3 separate regions of the Homo sapiens genome follow, and all the other regions are linked to region 1. The links are chromatin loops, found by intact Hi-C in ENCODE. Cell type or tissue: PC-3. All regions are shown on one strand. Each heading gives the region's core, and the rest is flanking DNA. Links, peaks and the distances in the headings are about the cores only.

The links. Hi-C counts contacts between places; a loop is a spot of excess contacts. Peaks named below come from ENCODE experiments on the same cell type or tissue, not always from the same donor. Only the 100,000 strongest peaks of a DNase experiment are listed, where the experiment ranks them.
Region 2: it touches region 1 in a loop (5-fold over the local background); 3 of 110 quality-filtered maps call a loop at or near these places.
Region 3: it touches region 1 in a loop (2.3-fold over the local background); 3 of 110 quality-filtered maps call a loop at or near these places.

Annotation. Positions count from the first base shown.
Region 1 is chr6:55,877,582-55,888,295 of GRCh38, reverse strand. No RefSeq gene overlaps it. Among named protein-coding and RNA genes, the nearest start is that of BMP5, 7.3 kb to the right of the region's middle. In PC-3, for the core only: a CTCF peak has its summit at 1,867 (motif pointing right); a DNase peak (open chromatin) is centred at 5,435; H3K27ac peaks cover 2,334 bases.
Region 2 is chr6:55,753,629-55,764,342 of GRCh38, reverse strand. It overlaps BMP5 (bone morphogenetic protein 5), which reads left to right. Exons shown (of 7, transcript NM_021073.4): 5 at 3,810-3,886; 6 at 5,228-5,338; 7 at 8,661-10,690. The coding sequence ends at 8,810. Among named protein-coding and RNA genes, the nearest start is that of BMP5, 120 kb to the left of the region's middle. In PC-3, for the core only: no CTCF peak of the experiment used is centred there; a DNase peak (open chromatin) is centred at 5,592; H3K27ac peaks cover 3,698 bases.
Region 3 is chr6:55,820,601-55,831,314 of GRCh38, reverse strand. All of the region lies in intron 1 of BMP5 (bone morphogenetic protein 5), which reads left to right. Among named protein-coding and RNA genes, the nearest start is that of BMP5, 50 kb to the left of the region's middle. In PC-3, for the core only: no CTCF peak of the experiment used is centred there; a DNase peak (open chromatin) is centred at 5,424; H3K27ac peaks cover 1,299 bases.

The sequences.
Region 1 (10,714 bases), core at 1,364-9,363:
CTTTTGTTGTGGCTTTACCATTTTAAACATAGTTTTAAAAGTTTACTTTGGATGGTTTTATTCCCTCCAGTTTGGGGATGTGCAGTACTTCCTGCTGTCTTACTTGACAGCTCCTGCTCAGTTTAGATTGCTTCCTTATATGGTTTGTAGTTTTTGATTTTAAACTTTTCTTTAATAAGTATTTTCTCCCTGTGCAGAATTCTGTGGACTCTAGTGCTTAAAGGGAAGCTATTAATATGTATCTATGCTATGTTTGTTCAATTGGTTTAAAACAAGTTTTTAATATTGAGACTTGGGAATTCTACCACTAACCTTAAGGACAGCAGAGTACCATGAACTATTTAATTTTATTTATTTATCGTATCGTATCGTATCATATCGTATCGTATCGTATCGTATCGTATTGTATTTTTTGAGACGGAATCTTGCTCTGTTGCCCAGGCTGGAGTGCAGTGGCGCGATCTTGGCTCACTGCAACCTCTGCCTCCCGGGTGCAAGCAATTCTCTGCCTCAGCCTCCTGAGTAACTGGGATTACAGATGCCCGCCACCCTGCTAGGCTAATTTTTGTATGTTTAGTAGAGATGGTTTCACTGTCTTGCCCAGGCTGGTCTTGAACTCCTGACCTCGTGATCCACCTGCTTCGGCCTCCCAAAGTGCTGGGATTACAGTTGTGAGCCACCATGCCTGGCCTTGTTTTAATTTTTAAAGGAGAATTTTAATTTATTTTTCACTTATATCCTTAGGCCAAATCAAATATTACTTCACTAGGGGTTATTATTTTATCTCTCTCTTCAATTGCTCAGAGGTCCCCCCTTTATTTTCCTAGCTCTCTATAAGGATCTCAAGTTCAACATCTATCTTCATGTAAGTCCAAGGTAATATTCATGTCTCTATATGGACAGTTAATCTGCATCCCCTAGAAATGCGGCTTTTCCTGAGCCTGATAACCCCCTAAACATCTATTGAGTCATTTTGTAAATTATCTGGTTTTACATTTCTTCTTTGTTGTTGGTGCCTAGGAATTTCTCTTATTTTCCTTTAAGCTCATCTGTATATTTCACTTCATTATTTTGATTACATGTGATTTACTGTTTACTTATGTAGCAAGAGATGTGCTTTTTTACTACAGTCAGGTTGTAAGAACTGTACTGAAAAATAATAATAGAATTTGTTATTGAACCAATTCCTTTATTTACTTTTGAAATTTGTTGTTGAACCAATTCCTTTATTTACTTTATTTATCAATGTATATCTTCCTTCCCATCCTTGATTTCCTTTATTTTACATTGACCCCATGTAGAGACAACCTCATAATTTCAGATCCTGTCCTACGTGAAATCTATGTCTATGTAGAGCCTTTCATTTCTTTTCACCCACGAAATTAGTCTCTAGATGTGCCTAGGTACTTACTGTATAATTTTTTACCCTATAATTTAAAACTGTGTACATAAAATACTTATGGGGTGAGAAGGTATAAATCCTTCTAGCCGAAAGAAATGTAATTAGTGTTTCGGCATATTTGAGTGTGTCGTTGCAAAATACTGTTCTCTAGGTTAGTGGTGTGGTTTGGTATAAAAGAAGTAATAGAAATGTTCATAACAGAGACCCAGGATATAAAAGTCCCTTTGTGTTTTTCATTACAAGGTCATTACTTGCCATTCTTTACAAAATAAACATGAAGAATTGTTTCCAGGTTCTAAAGTTCAAGAGTTTTTGGACAAACTTAGTAAAATGGTAAGTGAAATACTTAAAGAACTGTAACTGAAAAGCAAAAATTTAAAGATGTATATTTTCATAGCAATAGAGATAGGATTATTATTTCTAAAAGCTTAAAGTGTGTCTAAACATTTCCATTCAAAAAGGTTACAGTAAATTTCTGCAACTTTACAATTTATATAACCAAGAGGTGGCAGTGTTCCATCTAGTTTCCTTTGGAAACTCATTCTCCAGAGGTAAAATTTTCAGATGTATTCTAATTAACTTTTAAAACAATTGACTTTTATTAAATTAATAAATACTACTATCACATGTACTTAAAATAATTATAATTGAGTAGCATTTTTTGAGTATAAGAACATTAAAGCATTACTGTATAGAATAGTTTGATCTGAACAGCCAAAAATTAGACATTTTCAACATCATCATATGGGTGTTTTACATCTAAAATACTTTGTTACTAGATTGTCTCTTTGGTGTTCTACTCTGTCTTTAATATTAATTAATTTATTTTGTAACACTATGAAAACAGTGATTTATCTTCATGTCTAACTAGTTAATAAGGGGAATAGTTTGGATTGAGAGTTCGTAACAGACAATATAATTTCATCATTATCTTTCAACATTTTCTTCAAGAAGAAAATAATAAACATTTATGAATATTTTCATCTATTGAAAATACATACAAATACAATCTTCAGCTATTAGTATTACAATGAAAGCAGCTAACATAAATAATTGAAACAGATTTCAATCCCAAATTCCAAATCTGTTCCAGAAAATCTTAAATGAAAGCTTATTGGAGGCACAAATTCTCTTTTACAAGTATGTCCTGGCAATAATTGACTTAACAGTCAATTATTACAAACAAAATCCAGGTTTCTTAATTAAAATACAAAATATTGGCTCTCCTACTTAGCCTGAAATAAGTTATGTCTTAAGGAGACTGCAATTATGGTGGCGCCTTCTAATGCCACTGATGGTCAGAGCCTGTCAGTGTTTGTATAAAAACTAATTTCTTTAGAGGTTTGCAACAGTGCTGTGGATTGTTACTTCCTTAGCAAAGGCTTGGCATCAAAATTCTAAAACAGAAGTTTAGGGATTTTTTTTGAGTTTGGTCTGAACACCAAAAGACTTTCATTTTTACTCTCATAAACGTGGAAAAAGTAAATTCTACCATTTATTATAATTACATTTTTGAACTTGAGAATTTTATCTTTAAATATGTATATAAAAGTTATGAATTGGGTATATTTGGCAAATAATACTAAATATAAATTAATGAACCACTCATAGCAAATTTGAAACAAGTTTTAAACAAAGCCTTTACATATTTGAATGATAGCTATTTTTATTTGGTAAGCCCAAATAAGTTTTTATAATTGATTTTATCAAAATGAATAAAATGCATTTATTTTTCACTTATCAATGTTAGTGACAAAGTCTTTTTAAATGACTTATTTATTCATGTAAGACTCCTTAACCAGCTAACTTAAGAAAGACTTCTAGGACAGAATAGGTTACACTAGTTATAATTTTATCTTTCTTCTACTCACTTGCTTCTCAATTGAAAGAGCGGAAATGACAGTCAAATTGTCTACGGCTGGTCAGTGAGACTTGGGAAGAGAGAGAGCAAAAACCGTGAACTGATTTTTATACCTTGGATTCATACTATGTTTGCTTACTTCTATGTGTGTTTCTCAAGGAATTTAGTGTTGTTATAGGTCATATTGGCATAAGAAAATATCCTTTAGTAGATAAGCATTTTGACTGCTATGTATTAAACTGGAGAATGCATTTTTTTAAGCTGTGTTGTCATATAAACTGTGTAAAAGTTTATATGGACCAGTCACAATTGTGACATACATTTCTTAGACTTTGATACAATATTAGTAAAGTAATAAAATATATGAATAATTATAATGTTAATTTAATAGTTGTCATTGCTTATAGATGGTTTGTAAATATTTTTAAGCAAATTTATAAATTTCACTCTATGAATATTCATTCTATTGGACATCTATATATCAAACACTGTTCCTATAACACTGAGGCAACAATAATGCATAAGAAGAAATTTCCATCCTTCAAGAAGTAGTAAAATATTATAACACTTGACACTTATTATTTATTTTGTGTCAGGACCCATGCCAAGTCTTTTTATGTTTATTAACTTATTTAATCTTCATAAAACCCTAAGTGATAGCACCTGCCATTATCTCCATTTTACAGATCAGGAAACTGAGGCAGATAGTGCTTATACAATTATGAAATGGTGGAGTGAGATACAAATTTAGTCTAGTTCCTGAGCAGAGGCTTTCAATTGTTGTGTTATTTTGCTTCTCCATTTATAACAAGACAGACGTACTCTTTTCCAGATGTTCTGGTTGAAAATCAGTCTTAGGATATGTTTTGCATGATGGCAATCAGCTCCTTGGATAATCACCTTCTTAGCTCCTTAGATACTGTGATTCCATAGTAAAATTTTTTTGGAAAATGCTATATACTACACCTCCCCTTCACTACCATATTTTTAAAAATCTAAATGTGCAGTAGCATGCTAAATGTTTTGGGCGATCTCTTTGTAAAGGTATGAAAATTATACACTTCTCCACAGTGATCTGAATAATGTGACAAATGCTAAGATAGTGATTACATTTATGAAAGAATATTCACATACTGCATCCTTTAATGATTATAAAAATCTTCTGAAATATTTCTTATTAATATCCCTTTTTTAAGGTAAAGAAACCGAGGCAGATGTGTTAAGTGACATTTCACATGTAACAAAGCAGACAGTAGCAAAACCAGTGCTTGAATCAGTTCTAATTCAAAACCCAATGCTCCCAATTATGTAAAGTAAACGTCTCCACTGTCAAATACCACATCCTTGTAGGCAATTATCTATATGCTTTAGATGATTCTTTTACCAAGCTGTTAGTTGGTTGTGTATTGCTTGCTTCAAGGGTGAACAAGCTAACTTTTTCTCTTTTCACTCATCATATTCAGAAGTTGACAGCCTCCCTTAACACTAATGAAAAACCTCAGGGTAGATGTGCATTTTAATTTTATTTCCTTGTGCAGTGGAAGAGCAGTTAGTGAATCAAGCCTATTTTTCTCTATTGCTACTGCAGTAGGATACCATGAGAACAGATTTGAGATGTGCTGTTAAAACAATGAGGAAATATCACCAAGGAGAGAAATGCTGTATGTCCTCCAGGATATTAGGAGATTGTACAGAAAGATAACAGCATGAAATCCCTGGCTTTGTCTAACTTTGTCTATCTGTAGACATAACAATTTTATTTGGTGAAATGATCTTTTCATAGTAATTCTTAAGTCTTTTTCTCTTCTTCAAGTGATGAAACAGAAATACAAACATTGAATCCCAGGTTGTCAGTGTGAAGTAACCAATGGAAAAGCTCACAAGAATCTCAATTTTACTGGGCGAAGTGCCCATGATAATAAGTTATGAAACATGTTGACTTTTATGAAGCATTTTCTCATACATGTTCTCATTTAATGGGCTCAACAGCCTCATGATAAGGGACTCTTTTTTTCTCCATTTCACAGATGAAGAAACTTAGATTCAGAAAAGTGACTCTTTGCTGTTACTCTGTAGTTGTGTGATTCCACTGTGACTTTTCCAAGGTCATTCAGACAGTAAGTGGCAAAAACAAGATATAAATCTTGTTTCCTGGCTTCAAGCCCTATGCACTTTCCTTGGCAAGCACCATGCTTCTTAAATATCCCTGGCATTAGTCATGGAAGTGGAAAAACCATGAGCAATGAGAACTGAAGAATTTTTACAACATTCTTTGATTACATGATAAGTGATAAGGAATAGAAACTTTCTACTAAAAAGTTTCAAGCATCCAAATGACATTTGGATAGTTGCAAAGATATAGTATTCATATCATAGAGTAATGAGTTTTAAGCTTATGCCCTGTAGTTATTGATTTTATCCATCTAAGAGATTCTGATTCTATCATATATGGGTGATTTATATTTCAATTTGGTAGGAAGATCATGCTAGCCTGTTCTTGGGCTTACAATTGCAGAGGCAAGCACCCATTGAAATCTGTATATTTAGATTTATAGACTAAGCTGAGAATATTTGAACTGCTCTAGATTTCCATGGAAATAACTTTGGGCATCTAGAGAGCTCTTGAAAAGCTTGACTAGTTGTGAGTGTTGACACTTGTCTGACTCTGTGTAAGGGATGTTATTAGATTGATCTTTTTCTAATGTGCCTTTATCACTGATTTAAGAAGCATGCTTAAAATATATATGTAGTATGTAGTATATTTACATATGTGGAGTTTCTGGATTATTGTAGAAATTGTAGACAATTTTGCTTAACTTTATTTCCCTAGAAGTGGTTGGAGGAAAACACAAATCTTAGAAGGCTTTTTAGAAGACACAGTATTAAGTGAGATTGCATATTGGATTAGAGCCTACTATTAAAAGAAAATATCTCATGCCAGAATATAAAATTATTGGATGGTAAGAAGTTAATTCCTTAGAGTCAAAGATAATTATTCATTATAAGTGAGAACTGACAGGATATAATTTCCACAGCTACTTAGGTTATTTTCTTGTATTCTTACTATGAGGCTGCATATCTCGTTAAAATTCAGAGTTATTGCTGGATTCAGTGGCACATGCTTATAAGTGTTAGCTACTCAAGAGGAAAAGGTGGGGGCGTTGCCTGAGCTCAGGAGTTATAGTTTGTAGTGTGCTGTGATCATGCCTGTGAATAACCATTGCACTCCAGGATGGGACACATAAGTGAGACGCATCTCTAAAAAACAAATTCAGAGTTATTATTACTGTTATTGTTATTATTATTATTATTATCATTGTTTTGGCCAGAAATAGTGAAAAAGTTGTGAATATTTCAAAAGAATTTATATCTACATCTGAAAACACTGATCTTCTTGGGTTGGGTAAATAGGGTACAATATTTGCATCTGTTTCCGCAAAAGCAGTTTAAAAGTAAAATGAAGTTATAAGATGGGAAGAATATTATTATACTGCAGATCGATGTCATCACTGTCTTGCTGGTGAACGTGCAGCTATAAAAATACAACTGTTCTAGAAGAAAGAAAAAAGAACTGGAGATTAGGAGAAGAGATGGTAGGATTAAATCCCTCTCTGTAGGAAGAAAGGGGTGGTGAAAGGTGAGAGATAAAGAAAACAGTTACACACTTGAAAGAGAGTTCTAGATAAGAAAACTAGGAGGGATAAGCCTTTTAAAAATGGAGACTCAAGATAAAAAGTTTATTGTAAAATAGAGGAACAAAAGATATAAACAGAATGCAAAGTATAAGAAGATAAAATCAATACATTTTAAATGTAGGAAGTAACTGGGAAATGAAGACGGAAAGGAGATCCAGTGTAAGAGGAAACTTCAGAAATAAACATGCACCTCTGAGGAAGATGCATGTGCATGCACACCCATGCACATGGCTCTCTCCAAAAACCAAGAAAATGGGAAAACTTCAGAACTGAACATATCCAGTACAGATATGAAGAGTTCTTTTTATATGAGTTCAAATAATGACTGAATTTTTTAAAATTAGATTTTAAAGCTTTGTAGTAGAGGAGGCTTTATAATTCACATTATATTATAATCTAAGAAAAAAACTACAAATAAGAGCAGAGGACTGTGTAATAAGTAGATACCATTTTGAAAAATATATTCTTATTCCCTCTGTGAAATAGTAGCACTTTGTGTCTAAGAAACTGCATTTTAAGCTTAGTATTCGAAATACAAACACTTAAGGAAATTGTTCTAGAAACAACTGACCTCTAATTTTGGGAAGAGTAGGAACTGTTTTAATTACTGCTATAGTAGGTACAGAATAGCCTAGTATTTAGTCTGTAAATGGATGGAAACGTTTTTCTTGATGCAAGCATTGTGTATCTGTTTAAAGAATAATTTATTTACATATCATAGAAACTTAGTAGCGATCAGGGAAAAAATAAAAAAATCTTGCTCTAATTTGAAGTTGTTATGATACTGAAATATATAGCTTATTATATGTGCAGTGATCTATATGTTGCCAAGATTATTTGTTAGTCATTCTCAACTTTGGCTACATATTAATCAGTACTGAAAAATACTAATGCTTGGGATCATTCTCAAGAGTTGTGATACAATTGGTCTTGGGTGTGGCCCTACTCTTAGTATTTCTTAAAATGTCCTCCTGTCCCCGGTTTGTGATTCTAATGTGCAGCCTGGTTTGAGAGCCTTCGTGTTAGAGGGATATTTACATGTACAGCTTGAATATTAATAATTATTGTTATGTTCCCCATTATTATATTTCCTTAGGGTATTATGTCTTAGGAAGCAGATAGTCCATATCCTCTCATATCACAGAATATTAATGGATCTTGGATGATGTATACACAAGTTCTTTACGTTCCTGATGGACAATTTCTGTCATATATCTTGGGCCAATTTGTTAGGCTGTAAATTTATCTTAAAGGTTTTGAAGAAGACCCTATAAAATATTATCTGCTTCCTAGGAAAAAAGAATGCTATGGAATAGTAGGGCCATTTCATTAAAGCATTACAGATAATAGTAGGTCTGCCATCAAGGCCATTTTGCATTAGATAATTTTTAAGTTTTCTTTAAATTGTCTCATTGTGAACATATCAGACTAGTGACATTTATAGATTTTACTTCCTTCTGAGGATCAAGTTGCTGTTAATGGGAATTTTGGGGTAACTTGGCAGTCGTGCCTTTCATGAACTATCACGGGTTTTGAATTGGTCAACTTATTGGTAAAATACTTGTAGTTAGAGTCAGCCATCTACAAAAGTATAAATAGTGTGGGCTTATAAGCATTTACTTTGATACTCACAAACATGCCTTTAGTGTATTCTTCCATGCTCCAGACCCCACCTCATCCCAGGGTCTACTATGTGTTTCAAGTCTGCATGTACCTACTGAGCCTTAGCAGGTGTGCTGTTAATTGCTAATGTTCCTTAAAAATGGTCATTTTCAGGGCTTCTTGCATTGTAATATGGGTCATAAAAACAGCACCAACAAAACAAAACAAAACAAAACATACAATAAGCAATTACAGTGCAAAGGAATGAGGTGTTAACTGACAGGAGTAGAAGTTGCTCATTTGGGCCAAGGGCTACTTTAATTCAATATGCTGTCCTTGTAATGAGAGACCGAGGTATTTTGCAAGTTCTAATGTAATTCTTTATATAATGCTTTCTCTTCTGAGTTATTCCAATTGCCTAGTATTGACAGAAGTTTGTAGTTAGATTCAAAACTCTGGGGTAAGATGTGTAACTGGCAAGTTTCTTTATGAAAGGAAACTTTAGAAGGTTAGGGGGGCTGCATACTAAGAGATGCAGCAATTCATCAACTCATCAGCTTAAGGAATCCTTATAACTATCACTTCAGAGAGACCTGCCCTTAAAAAATTCCCTGGAATATTGTTCATCTTTGCTAAGAAAATAGACTGTTATACAAATATTAACTGAGCCACTAATATGTACTGCTTTACACCGGTGACCAAAATAAATTCTGCCCTTATTTTCATGCAGTTTGCATTGCAGTTAAAATCTCAAGAAAAAAAGTAGAAATCTCCCTTGATTAATAACTACATTGAAATAATAATTTTATGTCCTTAAGTCTATTGATAGGATAACATTTGCTCTCAAGAAATAATATAAAAACAATCTTAGGAACATGTAATAATATGAAGCATATTGAAAAATCTTCTGTTCATTTAAAACTATTCGGCAATGTCACCATCCATGAAAAATAATACCAAACATTTCAAAAGTTTTTGGTGACTGTATTTTATTATGCATTTCCAAGACTTCCTTAACAACTAGAAATCAAGATGGACAAAAAGCCTATGCTGCCCGTGATTACAGTTCCCTTTCAGGTTATAACAAGCAAATCTAAGTCAGATGGTAGTGGTGTAGCACTGCTCTGCCTTCCTTTGGACCACACCATATTCTCTATTTATATGTTTTTCACTCAAAGAGAGTGAACTGAAGCAATTTAATACTATAGATGCTGCTTTGTTATGCATTTGTCCATGTAGTCACCAAAAAGATTCTAGAACGTGATACCTTCCCTAAATTATCCCACTGCTTCCAGCCTCTTCAACATTCTAAGTGGCCTTATCTCCACCCTTTCCTCTTACTCCCTCCAATACAATCTAAGACAGCTTTTGCTTAAGATTTATAATTACATTCAAAGGATTTTGAATTTTGTTTTAATTTGAGAGACAATTTAGAAAGCAGATGCCATTTATATTGGGTATTTGTCTTTCGCTGCAGTCATATCTTTATATTAGGAGATTTTTCTCCTAATAGAGAGAAAGGAGAAATGTTTTCAAGGAGAAAACAACACAAAAACAAAAAGCCAAAAGTGAAATAGAAAGGTCCTTGTGAGCAAAACAGACTTAAACGCTTCAAATTTTTTCAGAGCAAGTTTCTTTTAAAAAGCCAAAAAAAAAAAAATTGGTTGATTGGACATAGTTGGTTTATATATCAATGAACGAAATGTGTCAGATTTTAATGAGGGAAAGAGAAAAATGATCAGAAAGAATGACAGTGCAGAAATACTTCTTACATGAATTGCATTGTCTCTGTTCCTTACCAGAAGGTTCCTAACATTAGGATATACCCAGGGAAATACTACATTGTGAAAGGTAGATTTTTACAAGGCTCCTTTTTTTTTTCTTTGAAATGTGCTTATCTTTAGACACAATTTTTGTGATGCCCTGGGTGTTTTTCCTGTCCCCATGTCTTCTTTCTCAGCATATGCTTATTCCGTATGTTCAATGCCTTATACAACTTTAAATACATACTCTGAAATTTGGAATGTTTATACTTTTCAGTTGCAAAATACTTTATCCTTCAAATTGCTCTCACATACAAGTCTACCTGAGAATTCAAATGATGGAGTAAAATACATATACTTTTAATTGAAAATGAATCTGACTTTTTGTTTG
Region 2 (10,714 bases), core at 1,499-9,498, 120 kb after region 1:
CTTGGCCTCCCAAAGTGCTGGGATTACAGGTGTGAGACACCACGCCAGGCCAATTTCATTCTTTTTATGGCTGAATAATAAGCTGTTGTGTATATGTACCACATTTTCTTTATCCATTCATACACTGATGGACACTTATGTTGCTTCTGTATCTTGTGAATAGTGCTGCAATCAATATGGGAGTGCAGATGTATCTTCAACTTATTGATTTCCTTTGTTTTGGATATATACCCAGTGGTGAGATTGCTTGATGATATGGTAGCTCTACTTTTACTTTTGGGAGGAACCTCAAAAAAGAGGTTGTATTAATTTACATTTCCACCAACAGTGTACTAGTGTTCTTCTTATCATATTCAGGAATTTTTGTGTTTTACCAACTTTTACCTCCACGTATTTATTTTGTTTTTCATGATTTTATTCTAAGACAAAAAGAATCAAACTAAAGAAAATCGAACTAAAGATTAAATTTATACAATATCTAGAAATTGACCATAAAGAAATTTGCATAAAGTATTTAGCAATATGTTTACTATTTTGGCATGGGCTTCCTAATATTATTACTATTAAGAGACAAAACAGAGAAATATTATTGATAACACTTGCACTATGGATAAGACATGTTGGTTTACTTTTTCTAGTGTTGATTGTAGAACATTTTAATAATTTTTGCCATGACTCTTCATTTGTAGGCAGGCTCATTAACAGTAGAATTATATCCATTTCATACTAATCTCCTAAAGGCTGCCCATCAGTATTTTAAAAGACATAAATCTAACTTCCTTGCCCTTCCTCCTACGGCTTATTCTGCCAAGCATTTAGAGTAAACCTAACTGCAGGCTTTTCTAGTTTGGGTACAACATTTACTTCACTCACTATCCATTAATTTTTATTTCTGACAGAATAAGCATATGGTCCTAATGCTCTATGAAATCAGACTCTTGGAACCAGATTCTGTTATACATTTCATTGCTTGTTACATTTATGTGATGTTACATTATATACATCACTTAGCCTGCATAAAAAGACATATATATGGAACAGATATATTTTGACTTTAAAGTTTTATTTTCTTTATTTTTTATATACATAGAATTCAAATAATCATATTTGTAGTTTATGGCTTTTCATATAAACATGTATGTGCTATTGGCTACAATGTTGTTATTCATATTTAATATTTTTAATTAAGACAAAGATGAATAGATAAATATTCCCATTATTACCTAATGCAGAGTTTGAAAAAGTAAGGCCTAATAACCAAATTAAGCCTATCATTTGTTTTTGTATGACCTACTAAGAGTGGTCTTTACATTTGAAAATGTTTGCGTGGAAAAGAAGGACAATATTTTGCAGCATGTGGGAATCATATGAAATTCAAATTTTAGTATCCATAGGTAGTTTTACTGGAATATAGCCACACCCATTCATTTACGTATTGTCTACGGTTGCTTTTATACTACAGCAGCAAAATCGAGTAGTTGCAAGGAGACCACTTAGCCCAACATATTTACTATCAGTTTCTTTAAAAAAAAGTTTAAAGAAGTTTAAAAAACTTTTAAAAAGTTTGCTGACCCCTGGTCCAATGCATAGCTAACATTTGTTTTTCCCCGTTTTGTATATCAAGGAGTTTATGAAATCAAACCAATAGTAGAATCAATTATTTCTTTTTCTAAACACGATCGAGGAAATTTAACCATTTCATGTTTAGTGTTAAAGTGTTATTTATCCATTGCCTGAACAAAGTTAGCTGCAAGGGAGATATTTCCCTGAAGAAGAACCAGAATGTAGAGTCTGAAATAAATCCTCTCTCCCCCATTTCCCATTATCTACTTATTTAATCTGTTTTAATGAAGTTAATTGCATAGTAGGAATAAATAACCTAGAAGAAAAATACCTTGATTTCAAAATTTAATCATTAGCTTGTTTTTTAGATTAACATTAAACAAATAATTACTTGAAGTAACCATGAGAAGCAAGGCCCTCTATGATGGGCTCCTTTGATCTCTAACTTGCCTACACTTTCATTAGAGGTTGAGAGTAATTAAACAGGAAGGTGACACTTTAACAAAAACTGTAAAACAAATTATTTTTTAATTTTATTTCTTTAATATTTTATTTTAGAAATAATCAAAGTGGACTAGTTTTTCGAATGTTATTTGTACAAAATGTGAGCAAACCCAACACAAGACAAGAATGAAAAATGTTCCATAAATCTCTGTGTTTCTTCAGTATTTTACTTTATTCCAGATGCAAGATTGAAATTCTACATTTATATTTAATAATTTAAAACAATTATAAAAAGTTATGGGTATTTCAGATTACATTCCAAAATATGTAATGATAGTATTTCACTTGCCTCAAATCACTTATGGAACACTATGAGAAATTTGTCCATTAACTCCTCAGATACTTTTTTGAATGTTTATTTTATGCCAGGCACTGTTCCTGGCACTAGGGATACATCAGTGAGCAAAACAGAGCCAAACGAGATTCTTGCCCCTATGACGCTTATATTTTAGTGGGAGGAAACAGACAAGAAGCCACACATAAATAAATGAGGAAATGACATAGCATTTCTAAAAGTGATAATTGAGATGGAAAAAAATCAGAACAGAGTGAGAGAAATCAGGTGTATCAGGGTGAGAGTTGCAATATTAAAAGGGTAGTGAAGGTCTTGTTGAGATGTTGCTTAAGCAAGGACATGAAGATGCAGGAATTAGCCATGTAGCTATCCAGGGAGAGGGACTAGTGAGAGAAAAGGCTCTAAAGTGGGAGCAAGGTTGACTGTGAGTGAAACAGCAAGGAGGTATGGTGGCTGGAGCAAGGTGAAGGAGAAGAAGTGAGAGTCAGAGGGGTAATAGGATCAAATGAGTCAGAGGGGTAATAAGACCAAAATGTAAAGAGCCTTGTAACCACTCTGAGAATATTTCACTCTTAATGATATGAAGACCATAGAGGGACTGGCAGGGAAGTGATGTAATTAAGTTTACTTGTTAAAAGGTCCACTTGACTAGTTTGCTATAGAGGAGCAAGGGCAGAAGCAGGGAGACTAGCAATGAGGATATTGCAGTAATTCATGCCAGAGATGATGGTGTCTTGGACCAAGACCAATTATGAAGGGCGTGAGAGCAGGTGCATTTTGGACTTATTGAAGATAGTGTGTGAGATTTCCTGACAGATTGGATGTGTAAATGAAAGAAAAAAAAAGAACTATTTTGATTCTTGTTGTTTTGTTTTGGTTTTTATTTTTTAACCCAGGCAACTACCATTAGTCAAGAATGAAGTCTACAGGTGGACAGGATTTTGGGGGATGATTAGAAGCTCAACTTGTGGTATCCTGAGGTTAAGATATTTATTAAAATAAAATCAGCTAAGTAAGATCCCAGTATCTGCCTCATGGAAGATGTTACAAGTTATTGCACAAATATTATATATATATAATCTCTCTCAATATATTAAGTACCCCTAGAGTATGAATGAATTAATGAATAAGTATTCATTGAGCAGATGGTACTCAATGAACGACAGACACCATGCTGTGCCCTGTCAAGTAGATGGCTTAACAGAATCCATGTTAGAGCTTCATCAGGTAAATGGTATTGTCTACATCTCACAGAAGAAGAAACTCAGGACAAGTAACTTGACTGAAGTTCACATGGTTAGTAAGTAGTTCTAACTTTAAGATTGAAACTCATTTTTCCACAACTTCAAATAAAACCCCTTTAAAAAATCTTACCAGTGATCTCACAAAAGAAGTATTAGTATATCTGTAAGCAACCATTTATTCAAAATGTGGTTTTTATCTTCAGATTATAACACAAGTGAGCAAAAACAAGCCTGTAAGAAGCACGAACTCTATGTGAGCTTCCGGGATCTGGGATGGCAGGTAGGAATTTTCAGTCAACTTTGGTGCTTCTTTTCTGAATTATCATAAATCCTTAATAAGTCATAGTCTTTGGCAGTAATTTTCCAATATAATACCCAATGATTTTTGACATGACCATTTAGAATATGGCTTATTCACTTTATTTTCATTTCTCAATTAACCTTTTACCATTGAAACATGATTAGTAGGTATCACAGTCAAACAAAAAAACTACGCTGAATGAGACATAGAACACTAAGATATTTAGGAAGAAAAAAAAGAGTGCCGTTGTTTAAGTATTCCAAACTTTTAATTTTATTGTAAATAGAAGATTTGTTCATATTAGTATAAGTAACTCCACTAAGCCTCTGAGGGTCTCCAACTATTGGAATGTCCCTGTCATGGGGAAGATGACAGACATTTTTTTTTCTTGCACTTAAAAATGTATTGCTATCTTTTGGGTAGCCTTTAGAAACAGGATGAGGAGGAAAATTTCACCAAAGTAATTTTTTAATGGCTCTATGTGGTGACAGTTTAAAATGAAATTTTAAGACTTCTCCTAATATTCTATTAGAATGGATTCTCATATATGAGTTCCTGTATTGAGAAATACTATTAAAATGTAAATATATTCAAAATTCATGATAAACTTTCCACATGAATAACTCAATAATTCCTACATTTGTGCCAAGTTTTATTTCTCTGTGGGAAAAATATCAAGGCAACCATTCATGTACCAATTCTTTAGCTTCCCGAAATTTATCATGTTCAGTTTTTAGGAATTTGCTCCAATTTATTTTTTCTAAAGAGACCATAAAGTTAATGCATGAATGGAAAGAAAAACAGCATGCAGAAAAAATATTAAGGCTTTAGGATGTTGTCAGACTTATAAAACTAAGAATGAGTTCTTAAGAAGTAATGAGAATGATCTCAATTAACTTGATTCTCCTTTTTCTTTCGGGTTCACTTGAACTTTCCAGAGTTCATCATTTCCTGTTTAAACAATATTTAGAATGCTATTTTCTTATAATAGTTTTATTCGTGAATACATGTTTAATACATACTATGAATATCTTACATAACTACCCCTTGGGAGTAATTAGAGAGGACAATTTCTTGTGAAAATATTTATACTTTTGTCCTAAACTTCAGCTTAAAATTAAAGGGTGTGGGGAAGATAATTCCATTAGAATAATTGTTGGACCAAGAATAGAAACCTATTCAGATACAATATATTTCAATAACTTTTAAGATTTTTTAAAAATTTTTACTTTGGTGATATTTTTTCTTGTTGTTTTTTTTTTTTTTTTTTTTTTTTTTTTTTTTTTTTTTTGTGTGTGTGTGTGTGTGTGTATGTGTCAGGACTGGATTATAGCACCAGAAGGATACGCTGCATTTTATTGTGATGGAGAATGTTCTTTTCCACTTAACGCCCATATGAATGCCACCAACCACGCTATAGTTCAGACTCTGGTAAGCTTTGTTTTTGAAGGATTAAGAAAAGCTTAGAATGCAAGCATATTATAAAGTTGTTTTAGAGGAAAGCATCTATTTACAATTTTAATGCATTATTTTATCTTCTCAAACTCATTTGTTTCTTTTTAGAGCTGAAGTAACAACTGTGGGTATAGTCAGGAAACTCGGGCTGGTTTAGAGTAATCCCAGTTACACAATGGAGAAGGATTCAGCTAGGAAAACTGGAGTAATAACATGAAATGGTCATCTTGAACTGTTTGTTCATTACACAGTATGACTAAGCACACAGGTTCCCTGGGGCTGTTTCTAACCTAGCAATTCATTAGTAATCATTGCAAAAACATTGAGTAATAGCTGTACTAAATTTCATCTGAGGGTTTTTAATTATTTAAGAATGTTCTATAACATACTTTGGTATTATAAAAGTTCTTCAATGTAGTATACAAATAGGAAGCTAATTTCTATTTCTTATTGTTCTCCTCCTCCTCCTGTAATCTTTAAAGTAGAAATTATACTTCCTTTTCTTTATTCCTCAATCTCAGAAACTTAGCAGTGATTAAATCTCTAATAATCTAGGCTTATTTTTATGAACAATGTACTGAAGGGTTGACGTGATTAACTGATTGCCTTGTACCTAATGAGCTCATGAAACCTATTGAGAGTCTGATGTACCTCATAGCATCTGGCCTATCGATTTGGCAGAGGAACAATCTCCCTAAGACTAAATGAGAGGCTCCTAGAAAACATACCAGACTATGTGACATAATTTTAAATCAATGTTTGGGCTAATATAAAAATTTTAACTTTTGTATTTAAGAAGAATGGGAGAGAACACATTATTTTAGAATCAAGGCTTGATGGGAGTGGAATTATTTGGTGGACGCCAGTAAGAGAAAAGTAGATAGTAGACAATCTTGTCTTTGTGGGTGAGGTTTATTTATGGAAAAAGAAAGAATTACTCTTAGAATTTGTGAAGATTCGACTCTCCATAAGTTTGCTATTTTCCCCCACAATTAATTTAAAACTTAAAGCTGAATTAAGGAATAAACAATGATATCTGTGAACTGGCAAAAGCAAATACTTGAATGACTTGATATTTACTGGCATCTTTATTGACTTAATAAAATACGACAGAATATCTAGACACCAAAAAGTGCAATCTATAACAACTAGAGCATGAACGTTATCAAAGACTGGAAATAACCTTGGGCTAGAGAGCAACAGAAAGATAAAGCAAATATACATTTTGATAATAAATTATTTATAAGTATTCTTCTTTTTATTGATTCATGACCAGTGAGAATGCCTACTTTAGTGCCATATACAAGGTAAAGAGTAAATTTCTGGGGGGATTTAAAGTCTGATATGACTTCACCTTTGCTATCTGTAAGTATAAGCTCTTCTTTATATGGAATAGTGTTTCCAGGAGTATGGAGTGTAGGTAGGCTTTGCAAGGATGGATGTTTTGCATTCAAACTTCTACCACTAAAAGAATTTTTAAGAAGCTAACTTTTCTCTTTGTATATGAGAATTCATGTTGACATGAAAGCATATCAGATAAAGAAGAATGCTGTTGTTTCATCCTATGAAGAGAACTTCATGATCACTGTCTTTCTGTAAGGTCATAGAATAACTCCTATCAGTTGAAGTAATGCTATTTAATTTCTCAGAAAATTCTTTGCCTCTTTTTATCATCATTTTGATGACTATGAAAGCAGACTTTTGCTTCCTTAGATATGGATCTAATGTATCAAAAATTCCCTCAGGCTAAGCAATGCCTACTTATTGAAAAATACCCTTTGTCAAATACTCCCCCTTCTCTCATTTTTTCTTTTTTAAAATAAATAAATACATATTTTCAGCTCTTATGGCTGTAGTAAAGTATCAAAAAACAAATATAAAAAAAATCTGACACAAACTTTGAACAAGAGTCTGCTCTGTATCTCTACCCTGGGATGTAGGACATAAGTCATTGCAAAACTGGAGCATACACGTGAAGTTTGATTTTTTTTCCCTGGTGTTGTGCACGCTTTATGTTTGTTCTGTGAAGGACATGAAACAAAAAGACGGAGGAAAGCATGTTTGTGACTAATATATTGAGAAACCATTCAAGAACAATCCATTTTTTTTCCGTTAGGCTGCCAAGGCCATTGAAACAGCAGGATTATCAATCATGTATGTGTGGGTTATGGAAGATAAAGCTGATGAAGGACATAAGCAGCATCAGAAATTTGTAGAAACTATCCAACTTTTAGTTTTGTGAGGCCTTAGGAAATTTCAAGTTCATGTCAGATCACCTCATTTTTCCTGCTGTTTCTGTCCACATGCAAGGCCCCTATATCATTTCAGCCAGGACGTTGTACAGCCAAAACTGTAAGAGGCTGTATTTGCTTTTTGTGGATCCCGTAAGACTCATCAGTGGGATTTCCCATAAACTCCTCTGGGGGAAGGGCCAGAATAGGTGGGTGGGAAATGGGGGAACTGTGTTCTGGCTCTTTTCTCAATTATTTCAAATCATAGGCAGACTGCCAGTCTGATCAAAATTATTATCAACCCTTTACTTAAGCATTTCACTTTTCATGTACAGACACCTTTTTAGGCTTTTGGGGAGGTGGATGTTCATTTGTAAAGTCTCTAGGCCCTTTGCTTCTGATTTAGCTTAGCCTGCTTTTTGGCACTTGTCTAGGGGGCAGGCAAGGGAGAAAAAAAGTAAATGGATATTAAACTCCAGCCAATGTGATAAAAAAATTCTATGAAGAGCTGAAATCATTGCTCTAAGGCAAGTATTGGATTATATGTGGATTTTATTTTATTATGATTTTTATGCTTCTTTTACCATGGAAAATTAAGAGTTGGCTTAAAATGTATGATTTATTGCTTAATTTTCCTTTTAAAAGATAATTCTTAGATCCAAATCTTTCTGCAACTATGTGTTTTCATTGATTTGCTCTTGTAACTTCCATATTCCTCATGATATATATAGGAACAGTTATTTCAACTAAAAGCAACAACGTGCTAGTTGCTGTGTTCTTTCCCTAGGAAAACTTCCACTGAATATTCTATAGAGGAAGTTTTCTTTATTTGGTGAGATATTTTTCAAGGTTCAAACACATAATTGAATTGGCTGGGTTGATTCCAGGTGTTAATGCTTAAGAATACATCCTTCAGTCCCCCACCCCAGTCATGGAATAAATGGGAGAAGGGAGATCAGCTTAATGGTGTGCCTGATTATGAGTGATAAAATAATCATACCATTTTAAAACTGCAAAAGAATGTATATTTTATTTCTTAATAAAACAAAACCTTTTTTCTTTCCCAGGTTCATCTGATGTTTCCTGACCACGTACCAAAGCCTTGTTGTGCTCCAACCAAATTAAATGCCATCTCTGTTCTGTACTTTGATGACAGCTCCAATGTCATTTTGAAAAAATATAGAAATATGGTAGTACGCTCATGTGGCTGCCACTAATATTAAATAATATTGATAATAACAAAAAGATCTGTATTAAGGTTTATGGCTGCAATAAAAAGCATACTTTCAGACAAACGGGGAATTTCCTAAAATTAGTCTGGCTCATTTTGACTCTTTTCCTATGTACAATATCATGTATATAGTCATTTTTATTTATTTAAACGTATATATTCTCTTCTGTGGAGGCTTTATCAATAAAATCTATTTCATAGGCCACTACATTATACAATAGATCATCTAGTATAATTTTCAATGGGTTATGCTGAGTCCATTCAATTCCATTTCAACATTTTTTTCTAATACAATTTTACATAATTTTCTGAGATTAGACAGAACTCCTTTGACTGTTTAATATTGTGGAAGGAAATTGAATAATTTAGTTATATTGTGCCAATGAAAACCATGATAGAATATTTATTTAGAAATAAGACTTAAAAAAATAACAACCCAAACAAAAATTCTTGGATAAACACAATTTCTCTTTTAGAGTTCCTGCTTCATTAGATAAAGTGAAATGTTGAACTGGATTTGAATAAATAAACGGTAGGCAGAACATAGAAGCTGAAAGATTGCACAGAATTGTTTTAACTGTTTGCTTTAACAGAAGTGGTGTAACTGTAGGAGCATGTTCCTTTTTGGCTTGTGGATTGTAGATTTTGCAAAGAGCTCAAAGCTTCAGGAGACAGGCTTGAGCCTGTGTCCATAGCTTTCCAAGTTAACACTAATTGTAGTACAACCTTCTTACCTCAAATAAATCATGTCTGCCTATTATCTAGAACACTACTGCTGCAGAATTTTTTTTTCAGATTTAAAAACCTAGTCCAAAATAAAGAAACATTTACATGTGCTCCACTTTCCTCCCCACAGGCAAGAGTCACTGCATGCGTAAAATGTACAAGAGCAGAAGATGCCGAAAGAACCATTTTCTTTAGCTCTCCTTTATAACTGAGTTTGCTGATTGATGTGATGCAAGGGATTTTATTTAGAAGTAAAAGCACTGAAACTAAACTGGAGGAAATTACCAAAAGTCCCAGAATGGCTTTGACAGAATTGCCATTTCTAAAGAACAGCTGAAATTCATTTTTCATATCTTTGAGAGTGAGCTCAATGAAAACCTTATTTTGTAAAGGCATTTTGTAAACCTTCTTCCAAGCACAAATAATTCCAAACAGGAAGGTTCTGTTGTGTGTGTGTGTGTGTGTGTGTCTGTGTGTGCATGTGTGTTCTTCCCTCTAAAATTAATTTATTTTCTCTATCTATTAGAATGCCCTCTAAGGCCTTTCTTTAACACACACTGACTTTTTGAAGAATGATCTTTAGATTGATAACTTGCTATTTATGGTGACTCTGTGGTTAGGCTTATTTACCGTTAATCTAAAGTATTCATAAAGCACCATTTATTAATCATCCTTTTGGATCTTTCAAACCAAACGTATACCAAAAATGTCTTCAAAAATGTTATGGCTTTGTTTGTAATTCGGGTATATTAAAATGTTGTTTTGAAATACAGTTTATCTTAAAGAAAATTTGACAGTAACTATATTAAGGGGTACATTAAGTAATATATTTTTAATTAATGGTGTACCATTGAGAGAATAAGAAATGGAAGTCTATTGTTTTATTCTTTAAATGTGCTGTTTAAATATATTTCCATATTTTAAAATATATTAAACAGATGCTAATTTCTGCTGTTCTTGATTTGGTTCTTTATTTAAAAGGAATACAAAATGTAAGTATATCATAAATTGAGACAATAAGAATATTTATCAAATGTAAACTGTTTGTGGATCACATGATTCTTTATGTTGTTCTTAATTGCCAAAATTGTTTTTTGTGTTGTTAATAATTATCTCACTATTAAATGTGCAAAGCAACAATCCATGAATTAAAGATTTTCTTAA
Region 3 (10,714 bases), core at 1,118-9,117, 57 kb after region 1:
ATTTAATAGTGAGATATTAAAATGCTGATTAGCAACTTAGCATATTGGCGGAACTTGTCAGTATTATTTTCCCTTTAGGATGCTGTTTCTTTGCTATTTTGTGGAAACTTGGTCTTTTCCTCTTGGATTTGTCAGATTTCAAAAAGAGGATTCTCATTCTCTTGCCTAGAAGATATAACCCTAGCTGTCGACATCCTGGCAACCAAGTGGGGAAAGAAGCCGGGAATTTAGCATTCAGGGTGAATATTCTTGTCTAGTTCCTCTGTCTTGAGTATGCTAACACACTCTAACTGTGCCTGGTGTTGCCAGTGAAGAACCCTCTGTTTTCCCTTCTTTAGGAAAAAAAAAGTCTAAACTTCTCATGTAGGAAAGAACAGTCACTCAAAAGCACAGAATGTGAAGAGAAACCTAAGAATCTACCTGCTTTGTAAACTTCTAATACTCAAACTTGCTTATTTTAACCTCAAACTTGTATCTGCTTCACACAATCATTTCTGGAGATAGTAGATATCATCAATTCCTGACCATTTTGGAGAATATGTGACTTAAATTGTTTTAATTCAGCCTTTTCTATTGTAAATTTAGGTTTTATGTAACAGTATATATGAGTTAGTTAGATGGATTACTAAATAACATTAAGAACAAGTCAAACTTAACAGCAAAAGCATCAGAAAACAGATCATCTGATAACTAACATAACATTGGATTGGAGACTCAGGAAATTATTAAATTTGAATCTAAAATAAGATGGTCTAACATAAATCTCAAAAGACTTATTGTTGTTTCCAGGTGTGCATCTTAAGAAACTTGAAGGGTTTGTATATTTGAACTCAAAACCAGATACTGCTCAAAGATGCGTAGCTGAATTTTGCTCTGAGTTTTGTGGTTGACCTGAAATCCCAATACAAAGGAAAAGTCCAAGAGTGTGAAACCATGTCAACCCAAATATGAGACTGTTCATGTGAATACTCTGTGAACTGAGACCACTAAGGATCCCTTGACTCTAATTACAGTGTGGTCTCATTCAATAAAATGTAGGAAGATCATGTGATTTCTTTATTGATTCTGGCACCTGTTAAATCTTTATTAAATACACATATGTTCTGAAGTAACTCTCCAATTATACAATACATCTTTAAATACAATACATTGATTCATATAACTCACCATTTTAATAATGTGCTATAAAGAGATGTTAAGTCATGTATTATGTATTCCAGTTTCTAACTGTAAATGTAAAGACTGGTAAAGTTTAATTTGTAAGGATGATATTAGGGAAACTTATGACATATAATAGCAGTCCTAACAACCAAATGTAAAAGAAACACACAAAACAACCATACTTTTGAAGGGACCAAATGTTTTTAATACCTTAAAAAGAAGCTTAAAAATTATAAATATGTTACCAAAGATTTGGTTATATTACATATACACAGTTTGGTGGAATATTTTTATATGCATAAGAAAAAATCAATGAGAATATAGAAATTATCATATTATGTTCAAAAACATCACATATGGTGTTTCACAATGCGTAATTCATTCTGTGGATTACTTTAATACAATTCTGATAATAACCATAAGATAAATGTTATTTTTTTTGCATGGTTATGTATTTTTTGAATTACCTTTTTTTCTTCCTCAAGAGTAATATATTCATTAAAGAATTATAGAGATTCTATTACACTAGCATATGTTTTTAAGTACCAACACAGGTAGTGTGAAACTGAAAATAAATGTGTGACATTAGGATTCTGTCTAGTTATCACTATTTATTTGAATTTCCTTTGAAGAAGGAAGTAAAAAATATATATATACTATTAGAACTAATATTAATACTATTTTGTGGCATGAGCAGGGCTGTGCCACAGTAGATGGTTGAGGGGTTCTGCTTTTGAATTCACTGGAATGGCAGAGTCTGGATTTAGCCTTCCTTATGAAACAATAAAAAAAAATCTGAAAAAAAACAAGAAAACCAACATATATTCCTATATTTATTTATTATACATGTATATGAATACCTGCTGTGTGCTAGGGATTGAGGTAAGGAAGAGTGTACGGTAGTAAGCAAAACAAAAGTGCTGCTGTTATCAAGCTTACAATCTACCGGGGGAGACATAAAGCAAATAATCACTCCTTAGGAAACAAACGTGGGCCACTTGCAGTTCTTGCCTAAACAGAACAGAACATCAGCTACTCCTATATTAATTTTAGAGTGTATATGTAATATATTCTTATAGTTTTATTCCTAATCTTAGAAACCTGTAAAACTAATGTGTCTCTATTAATTATATATTATTCCATATGATAATCACATTTCTTTGTGATTATACATCCATGTACCAAACTTCACTGATGCAACCCATTTGGCAGAAAAATTCATAGTTTGTCTTTTTGCAAAATGACAGATTGAACCACAAATTGAACTTGAGTGAACTCTATTATATTATACCAATTTAAAATTAAAAGTGGGTGATTTCAGATATTTATTTGTTTGTTCAGCTATAAAAATCCTCATATCCTTTAAACTATACAAACTGTGTCTTAAACCCACTCCATTTCCCCCATAGAGAAATATTGAGCAAATAAAATATACTTGTCAACTTCTTTATTTTTTCAAGTGTTTTTTTCATTGAGTATAATTATTTTTTTCTAAATAAAATGTTCCTAAAATATACCAAGATAAACATTGAATACACTAAAAATGTGATTTTTTAAAAACAAACTTTCTTTATTATGTAAATAAAATATGCAAACTCCAACTATTGATATACTTAGGGTGAGTGGCTTCACTTTGACATCATATGTAAAATGGCATGGAGATTACTTGTAAATTATAATCTAAGGAAGTGAGAATGGATTTCAAGCTAGGCTAAGAGCTGTTAAAGGGGATAATAGACTTTTGATGTCTGTCTTTTCACAGTAGCACAATAGCTAATTCATGTGACTTCTGACCTTTTAGTGTCTTGTAACCAAGTATTGGCATTAATCTACTACTTATCTGTCACCCACCACATTTGATAGTCCCAATCTCTGTTTTCAATTATCAGTCATTAGAGAAGGCACTGAGCAATTTCAGAAGAAAACTCACAAAACCTTTGACCTGTTTTTGTCATGTAACCACAAATATTCACTGTAGATAAACTATCAACTCACTGATTTCAAGATGTAAAGGAAAGTCTTTTGTGTACATAGACTTACTGTAACCTCTATCACCTAAAGGTGGTTAAAAACTGTTTTATTTTACTGATGGAGCAGAAGAATTCACAAGATCATTTAGTGAAATCTGGTGAGATTAGAATGGTTGACCTCTAGCTGCCAGACAATCTGTAAAAGGAACAGATTTTTTCCACTAAAGAAAATGTAAGAGCTAAATATTGACCAAAAGATGGCTATCAGACAGTTATGCCTTTATTTTAAGTTGTTACAGGTAAACACAAAACATTCTCAAATATTTGTACATAGTGTCATTGAAATCTGTTATTTGTGTAGTAAATATACTCATTCATCATTAACCATTTTTCATTATACAGAATGAATCAGTCAAGTACCACCCTTTGTGGGTATTCTAAGCTAATTTTTGACATTTAATATTAACGTTTAACTCAAAAAGATGTGTATTTGCTTCTAACATTCACTTAATAATTTTTCCTTTCTAAAATGCTCATAATAAAAACAATAGTAAACTATGTGTATACTTCGGAATGCATTGTTATCCTCAGTGATAAAAATAACTTAATGACTTTAAGACTTAAAAAAAATTTGTAAGAACCAGTAAATTTGATTACACTGATATTTCTTGGCAATTTGTGAACCTTCAAATATGTGCTACGTGTTCCACCAATATATAAACAAGATGTCAAGTAAATACAACTATTTTTTATCTATCCACTGTTGTAGGAACCTAGCCTGCAGGTTTTTTTTTAACTCCATAATAACAAACATTTTTAAAAAAACCACAATGACATCTAGCTTCTAGAAAATTATATTAAGATACCAAATGATTAATTTACCTCTGCTTCCTAAGAGCACTCAGGTCAGAGGAAAACCCTTCCTCTTAGAATTTTCTACTATATTACTTAACAATCCTAATGAGTCCTTTCTAACAGCCTTTTACTGAGATTTGCTGTGGCATCCATCTCATAATACAAGCTGAAACAAGTCAATACACCCAACTTTGTTCATCTGCAAGTGTGTTCCCAGTGTTCTATTGTCTCCACAACACTGACTTAAGGTAGAGGAAAAAGGAAGAAACTAAATGCATAGGAGGAGAGAGCACGCTAAGAATGAGCATAGGAGCTTGGGAGTAAGGCTAAAGCAGAAACATTGTTCTGGAATGGAATAGGAAAACTTTGCCCTGAGACAGATGTAGCAGTTGTTATTAGTTGAAACTTTCATGCAAAGAATATTAGGAGTAATAAGACCTAGATATTATCTCTGGCTTTGTGATAACTAACTCTGTGACAGTGAGAAAGTTAATATTGTTTATCTGTACCATGAGGGAGATAATGGAAGCTCCACCTTGTTGGATCAAATTAGGGAAGAAACAAAAAATTAAAATTTATTAATTATATTAACTCCTTCATTAATTAATTTATTGCTACAATTGTTTATTTGTTATTAATTTAATTATTAAATATATAATTTTCATACCAATGCTTGGTATGCATAGCTGTTATCATTACAGTATTCTAAATAATCACTGAAAGCTCATTGCTAGGCCTAATTTAAAGAAAACAGGAACACCTTGAGACCAACTTCATTCTAATTTTAGAGCTTTATGTAAGGCTTAATTCTTGTTTCTAAACTATTATATTTTTAAAGTAAACTAATATTCAATCAACAATTAAATGTCTTAATTTTCAAAATTATATGCATTATATTTAAATTGATTTTGAAAATCAATTTGTTTAGTTATAGTAGAATATTACAATTATTTAACTATCTAATAATTCTTTGAGATTTTGCTTCTTTATAAAACTGTATTCATGAAATATTTATGAGTAAGAGGATAATAACTGTAGAAAATTTGAAAGTCAATTGAAATTATCCTTTGAAACAAAACATTCAGGGAGACAATTTTCTTTCATTCAGGTCACATATTACTGTGTATTAACAGGCTCTTAAGACTTCTGGAATCTGGAGTTTGCCACACTCTCTGGAATGGTTATCCATTCATGGAAAACATGTACATATTCTTTCACTGACCAATAAATAAGTCTTTATAGAACTAGGTTTATGTTTTTTGGTGGACTAGTTAGCGAAGGATATCTTGGAAAGTGATGCATCTTGGTAGTCACATGATATCATTGCTTTTTTTTCACTTTTACAATGCAACACAGATTAGTAATAATTCTATGAGTAATCTCTTAATGATTTTTTGCACTCAGCAGCAAACAATGATCTGTATTCTTTCAACAGCTGGCTAGGCTCCTGGGAGAATGCTATCTTTGCCTTACAGCTACTGCTGCTATTTGTGTCTTCCAAGTTACAGCTCTTGTGTGGGAGATTAAGACTGATTGCCCATGAATGCATCTCCTTAAAACTGCAGATAAATCACTACATAGATAAAACTGTAATCCTCTGTTAATTAATTCTACTCTTCAGATAATGTAGACATGAAAATATTTAGCCCAGGACAATTTCATCCAGTTTCTATTAGTGATAAAGTCATTCAGAGAGATATCTGCTTGGGAGGAAAAAAAAAACAACTTCTATCAGTCATTAACTTCTGTTAACTTGTATCTCAACAATAAAAGTCTTCAGTGTGTGTTTTAAACAGAGTTTAACCTTTGCAGAACTTTGACAATTCAGAGCACTTAGGACATAGTTTGGTGCTTATATAAAGGCAATTCTGCTTCTTTTCACTATCAGTCCATTAATCATGGGATGTGAATAATTTGATTCATATTTTACATCTTGTATGCTTTGATGTTACCACTTTTTAAACCAAAATATAATAATAAATTATTTCTCTTCTTCTAGCAGTGCAGTTGAGTTTTCTATTTCTCTAGATAGCTCTGTAATTTCACATAGTTTGGAGTACACACAAAGAAACCTGCTCCCTAGAAGCAGAAGGAAGTGTGTTTACCATCATTGTTGTGTTTGTGATTTGGGTGGTAAAATGCATACGTTTTGCTGAAGTTTTGATGTTTTATTTTCTGTGAGTTTGTGTATGTGTGTGTGGGTATAGGAAAGCAACTTGTTTTAATTTTTTTAGAGAGCGCTGTTGGCAACCATCAGCTCTAATAAATAAACAACCCTATGTTGATGGACTTATTTGAATGGAATAATTTTACATGATAATATTTGGGATGATCTACACCTCCATCCATAAAGTGTATCATTGTAAAGTTTCCTTTTTTCATTTTTATGGTGATATTAAATGGCTTACACCTGGAAATCTTCAAAACGTGTGTGTCATAAATGACAACGAGAGAAGAGTCTGGGATTAGTGAAGTCTATGTATGGCTGTTTGCAAAATGCACCCCCCTCTTGGTCTTGTTAGACAGGTCAGCACATGTAAGAATTTGAACAGGCTGCTGTGGTCTCCTTTTAAATACAATTATTAGAAGCAAATTGATTGACACAAGTGTTTGTTACTAAACACTCTTTCTATTCTCACACGAGAGAAATGTCATTTTTGGTCTGAGATAAGGGATGGTACTAGGAAAAAAAGCATTAACCCCTGATCTCAGTGTGTCTTTACTCTGTGTCCTTCTATCCCCTTTAACAAGTCTGGGTCTGGCTTAAATGAGCCAAACCTTCTGCCTTTTTGTTTGTCTTGTTTTATTTGTTTTTATATGGTAATTAAGAGATGCTTTTTCACCACCAAAGAGGGAATGTGTTTAGGGCTTTTATGGAGTCTTGTGTATCTATATCTGATAAAACAGATTTTACTGGAAATACTGGTAAAGATTCTGGAAATTCATGGTATTTGGTTGATGTAAAATATACATTAAGGAATGAATTAAAAGGGCCAAATACATGAATCTCAAAGCCAATAATAGTATACACTTCTCTGTTTTTTTTTCTTCTCATTTACTTGTGTATCTTTTAACCTTCCCAAGTCATTTACCACTGCAGTAGGTTATAGCATACTGTAATATACAGAAAGACAGAATGCTTAATATTTGCCAAATTTGTCACAATGTGAATAAGACAAAGATCTTTCTTAAAAAGCTGACATTTAAGGAGTGTTAAATGTGTGTGTTTGTTCTTTTTCATCTACTTTGGGAGTTTTGATTTTGGTAGCAGCTCTGGTAAATAAAAGGTTGGGTATGAAGGAATTCTGCCGGTGAATCACAATTATGTCAAAATTAAAAGCTATAATTAAATTTCAACATATGGTTGTAGTGAAAGTATGATGTTACATTAACATATATAGTATATAATACTCAAATTATATAATCATTTGTTTATTCATAAAATATTCCTTAGATAAGAAATGTAATCAATATTAAATAAGTGAATAAAAACACATGTGCTAAGATAAAGATAGGAGGAGGTGTGTTCTAAAAGAATGAACTGAGTCCAGAAAGAATGGCATGTCTTTATTATGGGAGCATCATAAAGGGAAGGGGAAGGGTTCTTTGGAGAGAGGATAACGAAAGCACTGAAACAAGGTCAACTTTCCCAAGAAATAATTAGATTGAAAACATAACAAAACAAAACAATATTCAGAAAAACACACTCCGGCTGTGTTAATGAGGGCTTAGAAATTGAAATCCTGGGATGAAATCTGTTATCTTTCGATTACAAGTTTTGGGCTCTTTGACAAGTTATAAAACTAGTGGACTTAAGTAGGGTCACGGGGATTAAATGAAATATGTACCACACAAATGATACTTAAATAAGTTACCATGGCTTCAGCCAAGGGGGAATGCAGCAGGAGTTGCTGAGTGGAAAGAGATGACTAGATTTTGACCCATTCATGCAATTTTTCATTCAATTAATATTTATTAAAAGATTTCTCTGGATTATGTATTGTGATGTGTTAGATGCTATATACTTTTTGGTGATCAAATTCCTTATTCTGTTCTTCACTTTTTTGTGTACTGCTGAAAGACATTGTTTAAACTAACAATGAACTAGCCTCTAAGTGCAGAACAGTAGGATGTCATTATGTAGGTGGTATAGGTATTGAACGAAGATTTATAATAAACTTTAGGAGACAGACATCTGTTACTATGTAGCTGTCATCACCCAATTTCTTATTCTTAAGTCAGGGATATTAATATTTGCCACCTCCCTAGTGTTACTGTTTGAGGTAACTGAGATTACATTGTTGAATATTTGTGGGCATCATTAGGCTGTAAGTCTTATTCCATTACTCATTCCAATATGTCCCATGGAATTTATTGTTGCAATTATGATTCAAAGCAGTAGGATATAAGGATTTGAATCACCAGACAAGTCTGCAATGCAACTTCGTTCTGTGTGGTATATTTAATATAAAATTTTATTAAACTCTTTGAAAATGAGTCCCCTTAAGGGTTTAAGTTAAATAGCTTGGATTAGAAAACTGAAATTTTATAATAATGGCTGAAATTCTAGCTTTCTACTTTATTACACTAACATCTCACAGGGGATTCCAGAACGGTAGATTACATAACATGAATTCAATACTCATCTGCATTAAGCAGGTGCACACTTTAGGTTGGATCCTAGCAAACTCATGTCTTAGCCTTTATTTTTAGGACTATACTTGTTGCTTTTTGGTTAAAATTTTAAATATACAATTTAATATTAATGAAAAAATGAATAATGGTTGTTATCACTTAGAATTATGAATATTGACCTTCAGAATGGAGAAAATATATTTTCAAATGGCTGGTTGGTGCATATATCATGAAGTATAGTATTTGTCAAGCAGGGTCTGGGACAGTGCCACCTAGGCCAACACATGACAATTTCTGCAGCAAAGCAATAAATATTTATAGAAACTGGGATAAAAAGAGACTTTAAATCACTTCATGTCAGTTAACTTCTGGTTCTTCTGTCAAAAGAGCTTGAAAACAAACTCGTAGTTTTCAGAATGTTTTGGATTTTGGACTTGTAAATACAAGATTTTAGGTCTATGTTAACAAAATAGGACAAAGCCATAGTGTGTTAGCAGACGCAGCATATCCTGACATTTAACAACCATGGATTGGTGACACCAAATGCCTGGGTTCAAAGTTTTTGGTAAGGTATTTATTCCCCATGCTTCCACAGTTGCTTCATTTCTAAAATGAGGATAATAAGAGAACCTACCTTGTAGGCTGTTATGAGGCAGAATATGTTAATATTAATAAGATGATAAAATACTGAGAATATAGTCTGGCATATAAATGCTATTTAGATATGGTCACATGATGTCATCTACTTCATTTAAATTTAGGATAAGAAAATAAGAATACAGTGAGTTAGATTTAGTTCCCTGAAAGCAAAAGTTGTGGCTAGTTTTAGCATTCTTACATGCACATCAGTTACTAGCTACTTAGGTAGCAGGCATTTTCTTCCCCTAGACTTCCACTCTCACACAGCCCAGTCAAATGGACAAAAGGGAGAGGAAGGAGGAGTGTGCAGTCTGCACTATCATGGCAGTCTGCACTATCACCAGAGACAAGATTTAAATTATGGACCAAAATAACATCTTACAAATGGGTTTTTTGTCCTTATTTAGGAAAAATTGATTAATAATCTCTCTGGAAATGGACCTTTCTTAGGACCAAGATAATGATATTTTAAGAGAATAATTTTATGAATCATGTGAGGTGGTGTTACTGTAGTCAGAGAGCCAAAGAGCATCATCCTTGCCAAGATCCACAGGACAAAAATGCTTCCAACTGGGTGCAGTGGGGAACACCTATAGTAGTCCCAGCTACTTGGGAGGCTATGGCAGGAGGATGGCTTGAGTCCAGGGTTTCTGTAAAATAAAATTTAAAAAAATATGCCCCCAAATGTAGCTACATTTTTCTGTATGCCTGCTTTAGATTCTGAGATGGAGGTGAGGATCAGCTTCTTGCTCTCTCCTGAACCACCTTCCACTTTTCTGGGGAAAATAAACCAGAGATTATTATGGAGGATGAAGGCAAAGCATTGTGGGTTCCTTTGTCAGGAGCTTCAAATGTGGCCACCCATCTGGCCTTAGAACATGATGTTCTAGCAGCCTTGTCTCCGCAGCATCATTCCTGATGGTCATTATCATCTTTTCCCTTCCATAATCTTAATGCTTCTAGCTTAGGATCCTAAGTTTCATATATGTATAGCAGTGTTATAAATTTTAATTAATCTTCTAAAGATTTCCAATTTTTGAGCTTTGTGAATCAATTAATACCACTTGTACAATACACTATCTTACACAGCCAGATTATATAATAATATGTCTGATACTTACTGTCCTAAATTCTTCAGCATTTCTTAATATTCCCAAAAGGAACAGTTCTTTGACTTCATTTGTTTGGAAGGTTACTAAAGAGGGAAAATATGTTCCCCTCTCAATTCTGAATAATGACAGAGGTTTTTGAGAGACTTTGTACTGGACCAGGGGTAAGAATTTATAAAAAATGCTTTAAAAGCAAACAAACAAACAAACAAACAAACAAACAAACAACACGGGGCAGAGTAGCTCATGCAAGTAATCCCAGAACTTTGGGATGCCAAATTGGGAGGATTGCTTGAGCCCAGGATTTCGAGACCAGTCTAGGTAACATAGTGAGACCCTGCCCCT